Linked DNA regions of Mus musculus: region 1 is linked to region 2. Evidence: chromatin loops called from intact Hi-C (ENCODE). Cell type or tissue: heart. All regions are shown on one strand. Links, peaks and the distances in the headings refer to the core of each region. The heading gives the core; the rest is flanking DNA. Region 1 holds the start of Phldb1 (pleckstrin homology like domain, family B, member 1). Region 2 holds the start of Ddx6 (DEAD (Asp-Glu-Ala-Asp) box polypeptide 6).

What was found. Peaks named below come from ENCODE experiments on the same cell type or tissue, not always from the same donor. Only the 100,000 strongest peaks of a DNase experiment are listed, where the experiment ranks them.
Region 1: a loop joins it to region 2, with 2.3 times the contacts of the local background. A loop is called at or near these places in 1 of 42 quality-filtered maps.

What each region holds. Positions count from the first base shown.
Region 1 is chr9:44,730,652-44,738,799 of GRCm38, forward strand. Phldb1 (pleckstrin homology like domain, family B, member 1) reads right to left here and starts at 4,547. Exons shown (of 22, transcript NM_153537.4): 1 at 4,474-4,547. Gm24166 (a small nucleolar RNA gene) reads right to left here and starts at 6,296; the gene lies at 6,162-6,296. In heart, for the core only: a CTCF peak has its summit at 4,283; DNase peaks (open chromatin) are centred at 2,420, 3,740, 4,620 and 5,410; H3K4me3 peaks cover 3,052 bases; H3K27ac peaks cover 2,880 bases.
Region 2 is chr9:44,600,122-44,608,269 of GRCm38, forward strand. It overlaps Ddx6 (DEAD (Asp-Glu-Ala-Asp) box polypeptide 6), which reads left to right and starts at 4,771. Exons shown (of 14, transcript NM_181324.3): 1 at 4,771-4,831; 2 at 7,002-7,471. The coding sequence starts at 7,272. In heart, for the core only: no CTCF peak of the experiment used is centred there; DNase peaks (open chromatin) are centred at 3,530, 4,320, 4,840 and 5,180; H3K4me3 peaks cover 3,970 bases; H3K27ac peaks cover 3,298 bases.

The DNA of each region.
Region 1 (8,148 bases), core at 1,963-5,962, 130 kb after region 2:
GATTGGACAAGTCATTAAACTTCTCACATTGTCAAGTCAATCTTCTACAAACCCTTAATAATAATAATTAAAGAAAAATTAGTCAGAATAGGGCTTGTCTAGAATAGTACTTGCCTGGGGCTAGGCGTGGAACAGAAATAGACCGTGAATAGGCACAAGATGTTTGAGCTGTGTGCAACAGAAATGTTCTTTGGGGGGTGGTTTGTCATGTACAAACATACTTGTGTCTAAGACACTTGTGCATAGGCCAGAGGCAGATGTAAGGTACCCCGCACCCCCCCCCCCGCTATTCTTTTGAGTCAAGGTTATCTCATTGAATCTGAACTAGGCTGTTGGCCATCAAACCCCAGCAATCCTCCTGCCTCCTTCCCACCCCCAGCTCTGAACTTAAAGACGTGGGTGCTGGGGATTTGAACTCAGTTCCTCATGCTTGAGTAGCGTTCATTTTTATCTGCTAAGCCATTGTCCCAGCCCGAAACAAGAATGTTCTATAATTAAGTTTCAATGATAGGTACATAGCTCTGTAAATATGCTATAAGTAATTGCACAGTTAATTTGGGTTGATTTTATGCCATACAGATTAATGCTATACAGATTAATTCTCGGTCTGTGAAAAGACTGAGCAGTGGTGGTGCACACCTTTAATCCCAGCACTTGGGAGGCAGAGGCAGGCGGATTTCTGAGTTCGAGGCCAGCCTGGTCTACAGAGTGAGTTCCAGGACAGCCAGGGCTATACAGAAAAACCCTGTCTCGAAAAAAAAAAAAAAAAAAAAAAAAAAAAAAGAGTACTGACTGCTCTTCCGACGGTCCGAAGGTCCTGAGTTCAAATCCCAGCAACCACGTGGTGGCTCACAACCATCCGTAAAGAAATCTGACACCCTCTTCTGGTGTGTCTGAAGACAGTACAGTGTACTTACGTATAACAATAAATAATTCTTTTTAAAAAGAAAGAAAGGAAGGAAGGAAGGAAGGAAGGAAGGAAGGAAGAAAGAAAGAAAGAAAGAAAGAAAGAAAGAAAGAAAGAAAGAAAGAAAGAGAGAAAGAATCTGTGAAGAGAGACTAGGATTTGGAGAAGTCACTCTCCATCAAGAGCACTTGTTGCTCTTCCAAAAGACAGGAATTCTGTTCCCAGCATCCACACGGTGGCTCACAATCATTTGTAACTCCTGTTTCAAGGATTCCTCACCCTTTTCTGGACTCACTGGGCTCCAGACACATACAGGATGCACAAACATACATGCAGGCAAAACACCATACAGATAAAATACAAATAAAAATTTTTAAATTCAAGTGTATCTGAAGATCTGGGAAGGACACTAAATCACATTCCATGAGCCACAAAGCAATCTCAAAACAGCAGCTATGATTAGCTGTGGATGGCATTTGGGTCTATGCCTCAGTTTCCCTATCTGCCATACTGTCACTGTCACCTGCGAAGCCCTTACTTATTTACAGAGAATAAATTCAAGTGGAGATAAAGGTTGTAAAGAAATTAGGTTAGCGAGGAAATAAGAGTGACTCAAGGAGAGGCTAGACAGGAATAAGGAGGTGAAATGAGAGGTGGAGATAAGGAGAGAGGTGTAAAGAGAAGATAAGAAACCGCACAGCAATTGGAAGGTACGAGGCTATGGCCTCAGCTCAGAAACCTAACCCACAGCAGAGGAAAAAGACACCAGACCAACCTGACCTGGGCTCAGATGGTGCTTTGATAGAGGGATCTCACCGTGGCCTAGGTGGCCTCTTCTCTGACCCTAATCCCATGTCCCTTGGAGAAGCTGTGCTGTCCCCTGACGCCCTCCACTGGCTGGCTTGCTATGGTCCCATTGAGTGGCTATCTATATCCAGGGCTTTAATTACCCACTCAGCTATGCCCAGTTGCCAAAAAAAAAGCCTTGTGGTGTGGCTTCCACTGCTGAAGAGCAGGCCTAGCCCTCTCTGTAACCCTCTTGCACCCAGATGCAGAAAGCTAAGCACCTCCTAGCCAGCTAGTCAGGTAGCAAGGGCCTGGCTGTGCCTGTATTATCAACATAGGGAAAGATACACTAGAGCATAAGGACTGGGGTCTGACACAGGTAACCCTAGCCCCATCCCCAATGTGCTAACAGCCAACACCACCTGTCTCCGGGTCTTAACACCTGAACAAAGGTGAAGGGAGTTCTGGGAAGAGCCAACCAGCCCTGACACCAGTGAGCACTGAAGAAAGTCCTTGGGATCCCAAGGGGCCCAAGATGAAAGGTCCAAAGCCAGCCTTGGAGCAAAATGCCAGGTCCCCCTCCCTCACCTGGGTCTCACAGGAGTCAAATGGTGGCTCTAGAGGGGCAATGCAGAGCAGTAGGCCAAGGCCTTTCTGGTCACAATGACTTTCTTTCGTCTTCCCTGCTCACATACGCCCTCGAGGAAGGGCCACCGGCAGAGGAAGGAGTCAGGACGGGAAGGAAACTGAGGCCGGGCGGGCAGAATGCCCAGGAGAGGCAGGGGGAGTGTCCAAAGCCAGGCGTGTAGAGAAGAAATTAGAAATAAAAATAGGCAGAGAGAAAGGGGGGTTTGTAGAAAGGACGAGGTGCAGGGATAATAGAGTGTGAAGTCAGGAGAAAATACTGAAAGCTGGTGAGGAGAGCCTGGGTGTGGTGGTACATGCCTGTAAACCTAATTCCCTGTACTCCGGATGTGGCGACAGGATATCAGACACTCAAGGCCAGCCTCGGCCTGAGCTTCATGAGACCTTGTCTCAAAAAATAACAGCAGTTTTGGGGATGAGATAGTGAACTAGGAAAATAGACTGTAGGGAAGGCCAGGGAACCCTAAGAAGCATGAGTGGTGGTGATGGGGAGGGAGGGGGCAGACTTAGCATACATTCCCCAAATAGGAGAGGATAAACCAGGCGCTTCAGAGCACCTTGGAGCGGGGAACGGAACCGGAGGGCAGCTAGGAAAAGAGGAATCCCCAGCAGCGGGAGAACAGAGTCTTGCACAGTCTGGGGACAGAGTAGACAGAGCTGGGAAGAGTAGTTGGGGTGGAGGAGTATTGGGGAGCGACGCTGGAAAGGTGCACTTCTCGGAAACCCGCAGGGTTCGTGGATCTCCCCACAGCAGAGGCTCGGCCCTCCCCAGGCCACCGGGTGGGACAAGGCAGCAGTGTTGGGTCGCCTGCTGCGGCAGCCCCGCCCGTCCGGCCCCGGGGACAAGCGGCCTTTCTTCAGCAGGGCAGAGAGAGAAAAAGTCGCTTGTTTGCACAGCAGGGAAAGGGGGCGGCCTCGCAGCTGCAGGAAGGGGGCTGGCATGTGGAGGGAGGTGCGTGCGTGCGGGGAGGTTGCGTGAGTGGAGCAGTCTTCCCGGGCGACCCTTCCCAGCGCGTGGAGTGCGTGGTGTGAAGCGGACTAAGTGTGTGAAGTCGAGGCCCATGTGAGGATTCACGTGTGCACCCGTGGGGTGACACTGGACTGTCGGTGTGACGTGTCTTGCGGGTGCGCGGAGGTGAGGCGTGGGATGCTGTGCGTGGGAGCTGTGCGGACGCCCGTGTTAGTGGCCAGTTCTGTTTGTGTGACCGCTGTGGAGTGAGCCCGAAGTGCGATGAGTCAGTCTCCGGGAGCCTCCGGGACCGCTGAGCTAACGGGCCCAGAATGCAGCCCCACCCCGGCTCACTGGGTCCCCCGCCGGGCCGCGCAGTCGCGAGCCAAATCCCCGCTGCGCTGGCCTGGGCGGAAGCGTCCGCGGCGCCAGGGCAACCCCGCGCCCCACGACCCCACCCAGCCGCCTACCCTCGCTTCCCCATCCCGGGGGAGTCCGATGACGGCGCTCGACCTCGGCTGGGGAACTCCGCGCTGTTTTTGGATCCAGACCGCGGAGGCGGAGCGGGAGCCAACGGCTCAGTCATCCCAGGTCGCCGGGGACCCTCATAGATAACGGGGGTCCTGGAAAAGTGCCCAGGAGACCCTAGACATGGAAACCCCAGGATCCCTCCCTGACTCCCTCCCACGCCTCAGAGTTGAACTCCACATCTTTTTGAGTCCATCCAGGCAGCTGGAACGAGGACAAGAGCGGAGACGCCTAGGGGATCCCCCTTCCTGTGGTCCTGCTGATGTGGAGAGGAACCATGTGCGATGCTGTAGACAAGGTCCCGCGCGCGTACCCAACCCGAGACTGCAAGTGTGGGATACTGGCCATCGGGGTGCCCACAGGAGGATCTAGATCCCGCAAGACTTGGGGGGGGGGAATTCCTCCACTTAATACCAGGGCCCCCTCTGGCGGTGGCGCTGGCAACGACTCAGGAGGGCAAGAGCAAGCAGTTCGCCGAGGGCGGCCCACAAAGCCCCTTCCGCCAACGCACTCACCTGGCATGGCCCCCTTTTTCCGCACCTTTCTACCCAGTTCGCTGGGCCAGACTGGTCTCGTCTGGTCCCGGGGACTTTCCCTTCTGTAGACTCAGCCAGACGGCGAATGGAACCCCGAGGCATAGTGGGAGGGGCACGCTTACCTTGTGGGGAGTTGGGGGGACACCGGCCCCTTTGCCCAAGTGGGCCGCGGCGGCCTCAGGCTGGCGAAGACTCTGTTGCTTTTCCCCTGGAGCCAGCTGAGTAGGAGGAGAGGGAGACTGTCCCGCCCCGCTTCCCTGAGTCCCCGCCCCCATCCCGTCCTGTCCGCCTGGCCAGCTAGAGAAGACGCCCTTGTGGTGCTGGAGCCCAAGGCCCCCACCCAGCTTTTCCCACAGCAGCACCTCCCCCGCTTGCACAGCGCCCGCTTTGTTCATCTGTACAGCTGGGCTTTCCACCACCACCACCAGGGCCACCACCGTGCAAACTCTCCTCTCACCCTCCCCTTCCGACCCTCCTAGACCACCCTCCACTCTGGGCCTCGAAGCACTTCTTTATTTACCTCCGCCTACCCAAGATGCCTGAATCGTCCCCTGACTCCCCATGAGTCCTAGCGCAGCCCTACCACAGATGCTCAATTTCCTTTCAGAACATCAACTGAGGGCACCCAGGTCAGCCCCTACCCTTTGCTGTTCCAAGCCCCACCATAGAGAGTTGTCGATTTAATAATTGCACACCATGCTTCAGAAATGAACGTGAAGGCAAGGTCCGTTGAAAGTGTGCTGTAAGCCAAATGATGGTGGTCTTTTTCCCAGCACTCGGGAGGCAGAGGCAGGTGGATCTCTGTGAGTTCGAGACCAGACTGGTCTCAGAATGAGTTCAAGGACAGCCAGGGCTACACAAGAGAAACCCTGTCTCAAAAAACAAAAACAAACAAAAAAGTGTGGTGCAAACCACAGGACCCAGGAAAGCTGAATGGAGCCGGCCTTTTTGCCTCTGTCCATTCACCTCCACTAAAGAATTGTTGGGTTGCAGCTGGAGCTGGAGGCAGGGTAGAAAGACACCAGGTTGGCTGAAGAGTGGGAGTTTGAGGAAGAAAAGAGGGAGGGGGGCAGTCTATAAGCCCAGCCTGGCGAAGTCATTCAGCAGTCCAACCCGCACCCCGAAATCCAAGCTGACAGTGTAGCCGCACCTTGCAAAGCCTGCTCTTGCCCCAGGAGACGGCTGGGAGGCCTCATGGGAGCTGAACTCAGACTAGACTGGGCCTCTTTAACCTGCACTAAAGGATTGGCAGAGGCTTTTCCTCAGTGAAGGAACAAGCAGGAAGCCCCCAAGTCTGGCTTAAGGTCCAGATGGGATGGGTTGGAGAAAATTTAAAATGAAAGTCCTCTTTGGAATGGACAAACCCAGTTCTGTTCCAGTGGCTTTTGTTCTGTGTTCTCTCTCTCTCTCTCTCTCTCTCTCTCTCTCTCTCTCTCTCAGGAATGGCAGGAGACTGAACTGCAGGAATTTGGTCACTCATTGACAGAACTAGCATTAGTAGGGGGCATCCACAGCTGGCGATTAAACCTGAGACTGTGGAGCAATGAACAAGAGGGAGGAGGAGAAGGAGTCCTACCTGCCACCTCCTCTAGCTAACAGAGGTGACAAGTGCACTGTGGTCACCAGAAAGTCCCAAGATATAAGCAGCTTCTTTTTACCTCTCTTCGTATCATTTGAGGCTCAAGGAACAATTTCAGCTCTGGCCAACCTTCCTGAGGCATATGTCAATCACAACAGTATTTTTCATGCTGCTCTAGTGTGTTGTTGTTGGTGGTGGTTTTTTGGTTTTTTTTTTTTTCTTTTTTCTTCCAGATGTTTCTTTCTAATGAATTGACCATAAGACTTACAATTTCTGCAATGGCCAACAGACCACAGAAAGATATTTCTTTAGGCTCCTGCTTGAAACCAACAGCTTCAGTAAACTGCAGCCTTGATTCAGGGCCATTTTGTTTTTGTTTTTGGTTTTTTGAACAAAAAGAGAAAGCAAAACAAAATCATCTTGTTGCAAATTTAGCATTTGGAGAGGGGTTCTGATTAGGGGGATCTCAAATTCTTCCATCTTTTTCTTAACCTCGGGTGGCTGCTGACTAACTTGGTCAGGCAATCATTAAACCCGCCAGAGGCAGGTGACGACGCTGAGGCAGGGGGCTCTAAAATAGCACCTAATTTTTTCTCAGTGTCTCACTGTCCAGCTGACACTATGATCAAGGCTCTATGAAATTTGTCCTATCTCCTGCTGTGTCCAGCCTCTGTGTTCCCACAGTTAGAGCACTCAGGGGACTAAAGACCTTCTGCCCCCACCCCTCCACCCTCATCCCACTCCACATCTGGAGCCCATCAAGAAGCCCAGTGCTCTCTCACAGTTATGCAAGAGGTCGAGCAGCTGGGAGCTCGGCTCCGAGCGCAAAGTGGGAGGAAGAGAAGAAAGCAGAGACCAACCAGCTTTCCAAGCAAGCTTCAGACTTTCCGAAATGGAAGCAGGGGGAGAGGGCAGAGGCTGGGTGTGGAAAGAAGGGTGAGTTCTTCAAAGCCTTCTGCACTTAGCTGTGGCTGTCAAGAGTGGGTTTCCACACTCCTCCTGCCTTTCCCTTGGCACACCTCCCATTTGGTCCCTCTTCTCAAATTGTGCTCCCTCTGGCTCCAGAAGAGGGTGAACGGTACTCATTTGGCCAGCAGCCGCTGTAGTCTACTCCCTCTCCCAGAAAGGATCCCTCTGGTTGTGTAATAGTTTCCTCAAGATTGAAACATTCTTTCCTGCAGGGAAGTTCCTTAAGGAAGGTAAACAACTCAAAATAGCTCCAGGAAGTCCCTGAAACTGACCAGATTCTCTAGGTCCCTCCCTGCCAGAGTAAGGAATAAAAAAGCCAAGAGTGCATCTCAGACAGGCTGAGCTTCAAACCAGACCACAACAGCTGCCTGGAAGAGGTTTAAGCCAACCGAATCATTTAGAAAAGCTGCTCTCCAGCCTGCTGAGCAGCATGCATGCTCAGTATTGGGCTACGAGTTCCCAGCTCAGTGAGCTCTCAAGCTGGGGTGGCCTTGTGATACATCCATCTTTGAGTCATTTCTACTCCTGTAATTAACCTATCACCCAAAAGTAACTACAAAAATAAAATAAAGTAACCCCAGTAAAACTCATTGGTTAACTAAACTGGACTTTGGTGGTGTGGTGGTTGCCCCAGAGAGAGGCACTATTAGGAGGGTGTGGCCTTGTTGGAAGTGTGTCACTGTGGGGGGTGGGCTTAGATACCTTCCTCCTAGCAGCCTGGAAGTCAGTTTTGTCCTGACTGATTTGGATCAAGATGTATAATTCTTGGCTCCTTCTCCAGCACTGTCTGCCTGGATGCTACGGTGTTTTCTGCCATCTTGATTAATGGACCTCTGAACCTGTGAACCAGCTCCAGTTAAATGTCCTTAATAAGAGTTGCTTGGTGGGCTGGTGAGATGGCTCAGTGGTTAAGAGCACCGACTGCTCTTCCGAAGGTCTGAAGTTCAAATCCCAGCAACCACATGGTGGCTCACAACCACCCATAATGAGATCTGACGCCCTCTTCTGGTGCGTCTGAAGACTACAGTGTACTTACATGTAATAAATAAATAAAATAAATAATTAAAAAAAAAAAAAAGAGTTGCTTGGTTACGGTGTCTCCTCACAGCAACGGAAACCCTAAGACAGGTGATAGCTTTACTTTGGTCTGTTGTGGGTTCCCTTTCTGGAGTAAGTAGACCTGTGTGTTGTGTCTCCCTAGGAAAAGTTGTGTCATACACCTCTGTGACTCCTTTGGGTCCTAAATGCC
Region 2 (8,148 bases), core at 2,768-6,767:
AAGACTGCTTCAGTTTGTTGATTAGAATGGAGAAAAATCTGTGGGATCAAGAGGGGCTAAGTTCGGGGTCATCTTGAGGCCCCTGGGCTACAGAAGACCCTGACTCAGACAAACCAAAGAATGGAAAAGATTTTGAGCATGAATCCAAGTTGAAGGGAAGATCCAACAAAGGGAGAGTCTAAGGGGTGGAAGCGGTGAGAGACAGAGAAGCTGGCATAGTGGCGCTCAGCCTCAGGGGTGCAGAGGCAATCTTAGCGACTTTCAGGCCAGCCTGATCTACATAGCAAGTTCCAGGACAACTAGAGCTACATAGTGAGACACTGTTTATAAGTAAGTAAGTAAATAAATAAATAAATAAATAAATAAGCAAGCTACCATGCTCTGCTTCAGGCCTTGGTTTTAAAATCACAGTTCTAGCCAGGTGGTGGTGGCACATGCCTTTCATCCCAGCACTTGGGAGACAGAGGCAGGCGGATTTCTGAGTTCGAGGCCAGCCTGGTCTACAGAGTGAGTTCCAGGACAGCCAGGGCTATACAGAGAAACCCTGTCTCGAGAAAAAAAAAAAAAAATCACAGTTCTACTTCCAAGGCCTGGGCACGATTCTTGATTGTTCCTGCTCTCTGCTGCCCACTCAGAGAAGAGTGCTCAGGAACAGCATCCTGTCACAGGCTCAGCCACCGCTGGGATCCTGCCATCACAGCAGCTCAACAAGGTCACAATATTACCTTTCATCAACTGCCCCAGAACGGACTTGGGAAGTCCCCAGCGGGACCAAAGCATCTGGCATGAGGAGTGTGTCAATTTTTTTTTCTTGATCTGAATAGACCTAAGTTTATGCCTAAACACCTAGTTTCCAGATTTCACTGTTCTCCCAGCCACACATTTTCAAACTAATAAATAAGTAAAAACGAGTGGTGCACAGTAATCTTAGGGAAACTGAAGACCGAAATGAATAGCAAGACCTCTGGGTGACGACCATGTGTGACTGATGAGGCCCAGAGACACCTGGCAAGCTGAGCTGTGGTGAGGGGACATCACCTGTCATAGCGAATAAAACTGCAAGGTATATCTGGCTGTCTCCGGAAGTATGTCTCACCTATTTCCAATCTTCTTTGTCCTATTGAGAAAGGACTTTTCAGTTTGTTTACTCTGGAGGTAGATTTCTGTATCTTTTTCCTGAAAAAGCATAATTTTATAAATGTAAAGATACTATGTGTACTAGAAAACAACTCATTTTTACTTTTACCTTTTCTACGTATATAGTTGTTTTGCACTTATATGTACGCACATGGTGTGTGTGCCTGATCCAGAAGAGGGTCAGATTACTGGAACTTTGTGTTAGAGTCAGTTGTAAGCTGCCATATGGGTGCTAGGAATCGAACTGAGGTCCACTGCAAGACTAGTTTCTAACCTCTGAGCCATCTCTCAAGACTATCTCTCATCTGCATTTTTTTTAAATCACATTTAATTGTGTGTGTGGGCAGAGGGGTGAGGCTGAGGACAATTTGTAGGATTAAGTTCTGGTCCTGAGGCTTAGCTGCAAACATTTTACCCACTGGGAAACCTCCACTTTTTAAAAAAATATCTTGTTTGAGATGTATTTATTTACGTTATGTATGTGTTCTATCAGCATGTGCACCTGCACGCCAGAAGCGGGAATCCCATTAGAGATGCTTGTGAGCGACTCTGTGGGTGTTGGGGATTGAATTTAGGACCTCTGGAAGAACAACCAGTACCCTTAAACACTAAACAATTTCCTCAGTCCCCCCCCCCCCCCTTTAAAAAAATACATGGCCTCATTGTGTACCCCTAGCTGGCCTGGGACTATGTAGGCCAGGCTGGCCTCAAACTCACAAAGATTCACCTGACTATCTCCCAAGTGCTGGGATTAAGGGCACTTGGGCAACAGAAGCCTGGTCCAAAAAAGTATTTTTATGGAGATTAATAATTACAATTCACCTTAAAATAAGAATGGGGGGGGGGAGGTGAAGAATCAGGGCAAGAGATTTAGCTTAGTGCTAATCTATTTGAATTAGGGAGAAAAAAATGTGTCATAAAACTGAACCCACATTAAAAAAAAAAAAAAAGTCTGGCCACATGGAGTCGGAGACATCTTTAATCCCAGCAGCAAGAGGTAGAGGCAGGTGAATCTCTGTGAGTTTGAGGCTAGCCTGGTCTGCAGAGTGAGTTCAGGACAGCCAGGGCAACAGAGAAACTCTGTCTGGAAACATAACAAAACAAAACGCAGAAAGGAAGGAAGGAGAAAGAAACAAGTAGAAAGGGAAAGAGTGACAGAGGGAGGGAGAAACGTGAGTTGGAGAGATGGCCAAGCAGTTAAGAACTGCGGGGGAGGGGGGGGGGCTGGAGAGATGGCTCATCGGTTAAGAGCACTGACTGCTCTTCCAGAGGTCCTGAGTTCAATTCCCAGCAACCACATGGTGGCTCACAACCATCTGTAATGGGATCTGATGCCCTCTTCTTGTGTGTCTGAAGACAGCTACAGTGTACTCATATATATAATAAATCTTTATAAAAGATTATTATATATATAATAAATCTTTAAAAAAAATAAATAACTGAGGCCGGGTGGTGGTGGCACACACCTTTAATTCCAGCACTTGGGAGGCAGAGGCAGGATTTCTGAGTTCGAGGCCAGCCTGGTCTACAAAGTGAGTTCCAGGACAGCCAGGGCTATACAGAGAAACCCTGTCTCGAAAAACCAAAAAACCAAAACCAAAACCAAACCAAAACAAAAAAACCCCCACAGGCTGCACTTGCGAACAGCATGGTTCATTTCCAGCACCTACATGGTAGCTCACAATCATGTTACTCCAGCTCCAAGGGATCAGAGGACCCCTTCCGGCCTCCTCAGTTCCCAGGCACACATGGTAAACAGATATACAGGTCCCCATACACATCAAATAAAATAAACTTTAAGAGAAATAAAAACAATTTTTAGGTCAGGGGTTGGTGGCGAATGCACTTAGGAGGCAGAGGCAGGTGTCCCTATGAGCTCGAGGACAGCCTGGACTATACAGAGTGAGTTCCAGGACAGCCAGAGCTACACAGAGAAATTGTCTTAAAACCAACCAAGCAAGCAAAAGGGGCAAACAAAGCCTCATAGCTTTTCCTAAGAGATCACTTAGCTTCTCTCCAGAGTGAACACAAGGTATGGGCCTATTCCCTTGCAGGAGTAGCTATTTTAAAATCTGGGTGGGAGATAAAAATGCTTTAAACTCAGAATTGCAAAAAGCATCACCATCATCATAATACATTAAGAGTGCTGGGTGTGGTGGCACAAATGACAACTGGCTATTATTCTACTCTGTGCTTGCTATGGCAAGCATGCACTGGAGTTTGGTAGACTTGGGCTCTCAAGTAAAAAACAAAAAACAAAAAACAGGAGAGCGCAGCGGTTTAAAAGGGGGGGGGGGGCTTCAGACTTATTCTGATTGGATGTTGCTAGCTAAGAAGCAGGAGGGCTGGAAGCAGGGAGTCATTGGTTTAGAGAGCATATTTGGCTTTCTCTGATTGGTCTCAAGTTGGAAGCAGCGGTAAAAATATGGAAGCTGCAAGTCAGTGACTAAGTACTGACTGTCCAGGATTCCCTAACGTCGGTGTTTAGTAAGGAATCGCACTGTCCCAAAGGGTTTAACCACTGTCAGTATTTCCAGCCCTCCAGCAGCGTAAGACGCGAGTTTTTAACTTTCTCCGGCCCAGCTCGATTTTTACTTAACAAACAAAAAAGTTTGTTTTGCTTGGAACAAGACGACTTTCTAGGTTAAGGATAAGACATCAGGATCCGAGAATCATAGAAACAAACGCACAAATATCTGCAGTAAGGGTCAGGCAGGAGAATCTACGGGTCTCCCATTTGCACAGCGAGCCCTCACTGGTAGAGGCGATCCGCCCTTCTTTCTAGAAGAGTGCCACTGCGGGCAGGAGCAAAGGGTCACCTCGCCTGCACTCCGGGTTTGATAGCCCACGACCGAGGGCGCGCTCCCGGCTCACTGCTTCCCCCGGTGCCCCTTCCCGCTCCCTCTCAGACAGCATCGGCCCCAAAGGCCCCACTTTTCTGCACGCCCTGGCCTCGCAGCGTCCTCCCGGCCATCCCAGCTCAGCTTCCGGACCCGCGCAGGCTGCCCTCCGAGTGTGTCCGAGGTCAGCAGTCAGCAGACGTCCCCTCCGGCCCGGGACCCGTCAGCCCAGCTCCGAAGGGACGAACGAAGGCAAGGGCGACAGTCCTCGGCCACCGCCATTCATTTCCCCAGCGGTCTCGTCAGCTCTGCAGGCAAGCCCTCTCGCCCGTCCGTCCATCCGTCCGTCCCTCCGTCCCGAAAGCAACCCCGTGTTTCCCTGAGCTCGGCCCCGTCAAAGGCCGGTCTCTCCCGACCCTCGCCCGCCGCGCCCAGGAAGCCGTGACGCCGCGGCGGCTGCAGCTGCAGCGGCCGAGCTCTCGCCATCTTGTGTGGAGGAGGAGGAGCCGCGGCCGCCGCCATGCGGAGCGGCTGGGAAGGAGGGAGGGAGGCGACGGCGGCGGGCGAGGGAGGGGGCAGAGCAGCAGAGTCAGCTCAGCCCGGCGGCGGCGACATCGGGGGCGCCGGCACAGCGGGCGCCGGCCGAGGTAGTGCGGGGTGGCGGCGGCGGCGGCGGCGGCGAGCTGCGCGGGCAGCGAGCGTCGCGGCGGGGGCGGGGCGGGGCGGCGGGCGTCGCGGCGAGGGGCCGGGTGGGGGCGGGCGGAGGTTTCCGAGGAGGAAGGAGCCGCCGCCATTTTGGGAGCTTCGAGTCAACAATAAAGGACCGAGGGTGCGGAGCGGGAGTGGCCTCGGTGGTAGGACTCGGGCCCGAGCCGCGGGGCGTGGGGTGAGGCGGCGTGGTCGGGGTCGGCAGGATCCTGAGGGTATCAGGGAGCCCCCTTCGGGCAGAAGCCCGAGGCCCAGGCCTGGCCCGGGAGGACGGGCGGGTGGCCGCTGAGAAGAGCGGGGGCGGCGGAGAGGAGTGGAACCGAGGAATGTGGCGTGTGCGGGGTATGGAGGAGGAGCGGCGGGGAGCTCTGGACGAGCGGTGCGGTAGACGGGAGCGGGGACGGAACACCGGCCGGGACACCCGAGTGAGGTTGGGAGTGCGAGGCAGGGCAGCCCTGCGGGGGGTGGCAGGGCTGTGCTGGCCGGGGACTCGGCTGGGAGAGGAGCCGCGGCTGCTCGCTTGCAAGTAGGCCTTGCAGGTTGGTGGGGACAGAGGGTTTGGGGGAGACTCGGCGGCGTAAGAGGGGAGGAGAGGCGGTCCAGTTTCGGGGTTCTCTTCCGGGCCTTCTGAGGGGGGGGAGTCCCTATTGTTTCCCACTCGCAGAGCTGGTTCCGGCTCTTGTGGCGCAGATAGGATTGCAGGGCAGAAACCCTTTTGCTTTTTGATCCGAGGGAGCTGGGTTTGAAGCGAGGGAAGTTGGGGGAGGGGGCGAGGAATTATTGCCTTACGGTTACCGGACTCCGATTCTTGGCTTAGGGTTTTCCCTTCGCCATAGCCCCCCTTTACCTTCGTAAGAACCCCAATCACTCCTACTTCCTGTTGAGGCGTATAGAAATCGCCCTGTATTTGCAAACAAAAGCCCTTGTTGGAGCTTATGGGACTGTTTTAGGTGTGAAAACTGTCAATTGCTAACCACGGTCTGGGCCCTGCTGTAATTAACTCTGCCAGGGGCTCCTCCCAACTAAGTCTTATGTTCCTTCGTGGTTTTGTTTTAGGAATATAACTTGCAAATCTAAATTGGGAAGGGGTAGGACGAAAAATTTCCCACTGAGCCATAAAGCTGCAGTGCAGGTATCCGTTTCTGGAGGGAGCAGTTATCGAAGTCTCTGGGTTTAAGGCGCTAGGAGGTTTTACTGTGCTTGATTGACAGTACTGATGGTGTCGGTTAGGATTCAGAGGTTGCCCCCTTCATCCTCTTAGTGCTGTACAAACAGTAAGCCTTCCTGTTTGACGGACCTGATACTGTTGATCGTATGCTGTCAATACAGAAAATACCTATTGAGATAACAAATAAACAATTTAATGTGATAGAAGCATTTGTGAGCAAGTTGATGTATTTAACTTGAGATATCTTTTGACTTCTAAATTATGGATTTGGGATACTTGGTTTGAGGCAAAGATAACCAGTACTAATTAAGCTAGTGTTTCGGGTGCCAGTGAAATGTAAGGGGGTTACAAAATAAAACTGAAGGAGTTGGACTTATACTTACAAGTCCTTAGTAATATTTTATTTACCAAATTTTGAGAATTCCATTTGGGGAACAATTTAAAGTAGAGGAGGTTGACCAACTCTTTCTTAAAATAACTGTTAATTAGACGCTGTATTCTAGGTGATTTGGGAGAATTTTATTAAACCTGTAAGTTTAACTCTCTGGTATTTCTTTCCCCCTTAACTACAGGACTCCCCGCCCCCACCTTTGAACTTTATTTTGAAAAGTGTTGTATTAAAAGGCAGCACTAACAGCTTTCAACTTTTTTTTTGAAAAGTCTTCTCGTTTTAAGGTTTTTGGTTTCTGTCAGAAATAGAAAAAAAGTTAATAACTTGTCTTGGTCAAATCTAGATGTACATTAAGTAAATTGAGTGATATTTCAAGTCTTAATGCAATTAAACGTAATGACTTTTAAAGGTGGCAGGACTTCGAATTCATCAGGGGCGATTGGAGAACAGATTGTTATTTGAGAGTGAATTTGAATTTTATCAATAGTATCTTTCTGCCTCACTTTCTCTAAGTTTCTTTGATCTTGGAATTTTAAATGTTTGAGGTTAGATTTTTTTTTTTTTTTTTTTTTTTTTTTGTAGATTGGGTTTTTTAAGGCAGTTCTTCGATGTGTCTTTCTTATCTCAAGTAGTGATTTGGCCTGAGTGTGGCTGTTAGTGGTTCTCTAGAAGGTGAGCATTCTAAAGGAGCTCTTTAAAAGGGAACAATTTTCCCCCAACTTTGTTGTCTGCTAATTTAATTTTTTCTTTGTTTCAGATTGAAGTGAGTGAATTCAGATATAATTCAAGCTTGTTAGAGGGCTTTAAAAAAAAAAGTTGATTCGGTGCATGAAAGCAAGTTAACTACTGCTGCTCACCGTTGAGAGACTTACAGGTGCTTGCCTGAACTGCAATAAAGGACTCATATTATTGAGCAGGACTTATTTATCTCTTCATTTTGGAGAGCCTCATAAACTGTTATTACAGTTTCTCTACTGACTTTGAAAAGTTTGAAGTTTGGAAGAGACACCTGTGCAGCTAACAAAGCATGAGCACGGCCAGAACAGAGAACCCTGTTATCATGGGTCTGTCCAGTCAGAACGGCCAGCTGAGGGGCCCTGTGAAGGCCAGTGCTGGCCCTGGAGGAGGGGGCACACAGCCACAGCCACAGCTGAACCAGTTGAAGAACACCAGCACAATCAATAATGGCACTCCACAGCAAGCCCAGAGCATGGCCGCCACTATTAAGTAAGTGGAAGAAGACCTTGGGGACCCGCAGTTTCTGGTTATTTCTGTTGTTGACTACTTTATGCCTTACATTAACTGTTTTGATTGCAGTTGGAGGATAGATCATTTTGTCATGGCCCAGTAGGTATTTGTAATCAAGTAGTGTGTGACCTGCCATTGTAATCGACCCAGCAAATAAGGAACATAGACGTCTATAAATTAGTGTGTTAAGAAATAAATGTGCTGGTGTTAGTTCAGTGTAGAAGGTAATACCAGGTTCTGCGAATAAAATTATCCCATTCTGTTTGCTTTTGAGCAGGCTTACTTGGTAGCCAAAGCTGACCTGGAACCTGTGGCAATCTTCCTGTTTAAATCTACAAAGTACTAAGGTTACACCTGTGAGCCACCACCTCCGACACGTTTGTTTGTTTGTTTGTTTTTTGCTTCTAGTGTTACCACTGCAACTTACCCTGGTTTTCACAACAGTTAAGGATCACTTGAAATTTTGAAAAAGAAATTTTACTTAAAATTTTTTTAAAGGTTTTATGTGTCTGGACATTTCACCTGTATGTGTGTTTCTTTACTATATGCATGTCTGGTGTTCATAAAGGCCAGAAGAGTTTGTTGAAGCCACTGAGCTTATGTTATAAATGATGGGGAGTCTTTTAGTGGGTGCTGGGAATTGAACCTGGGCCAGC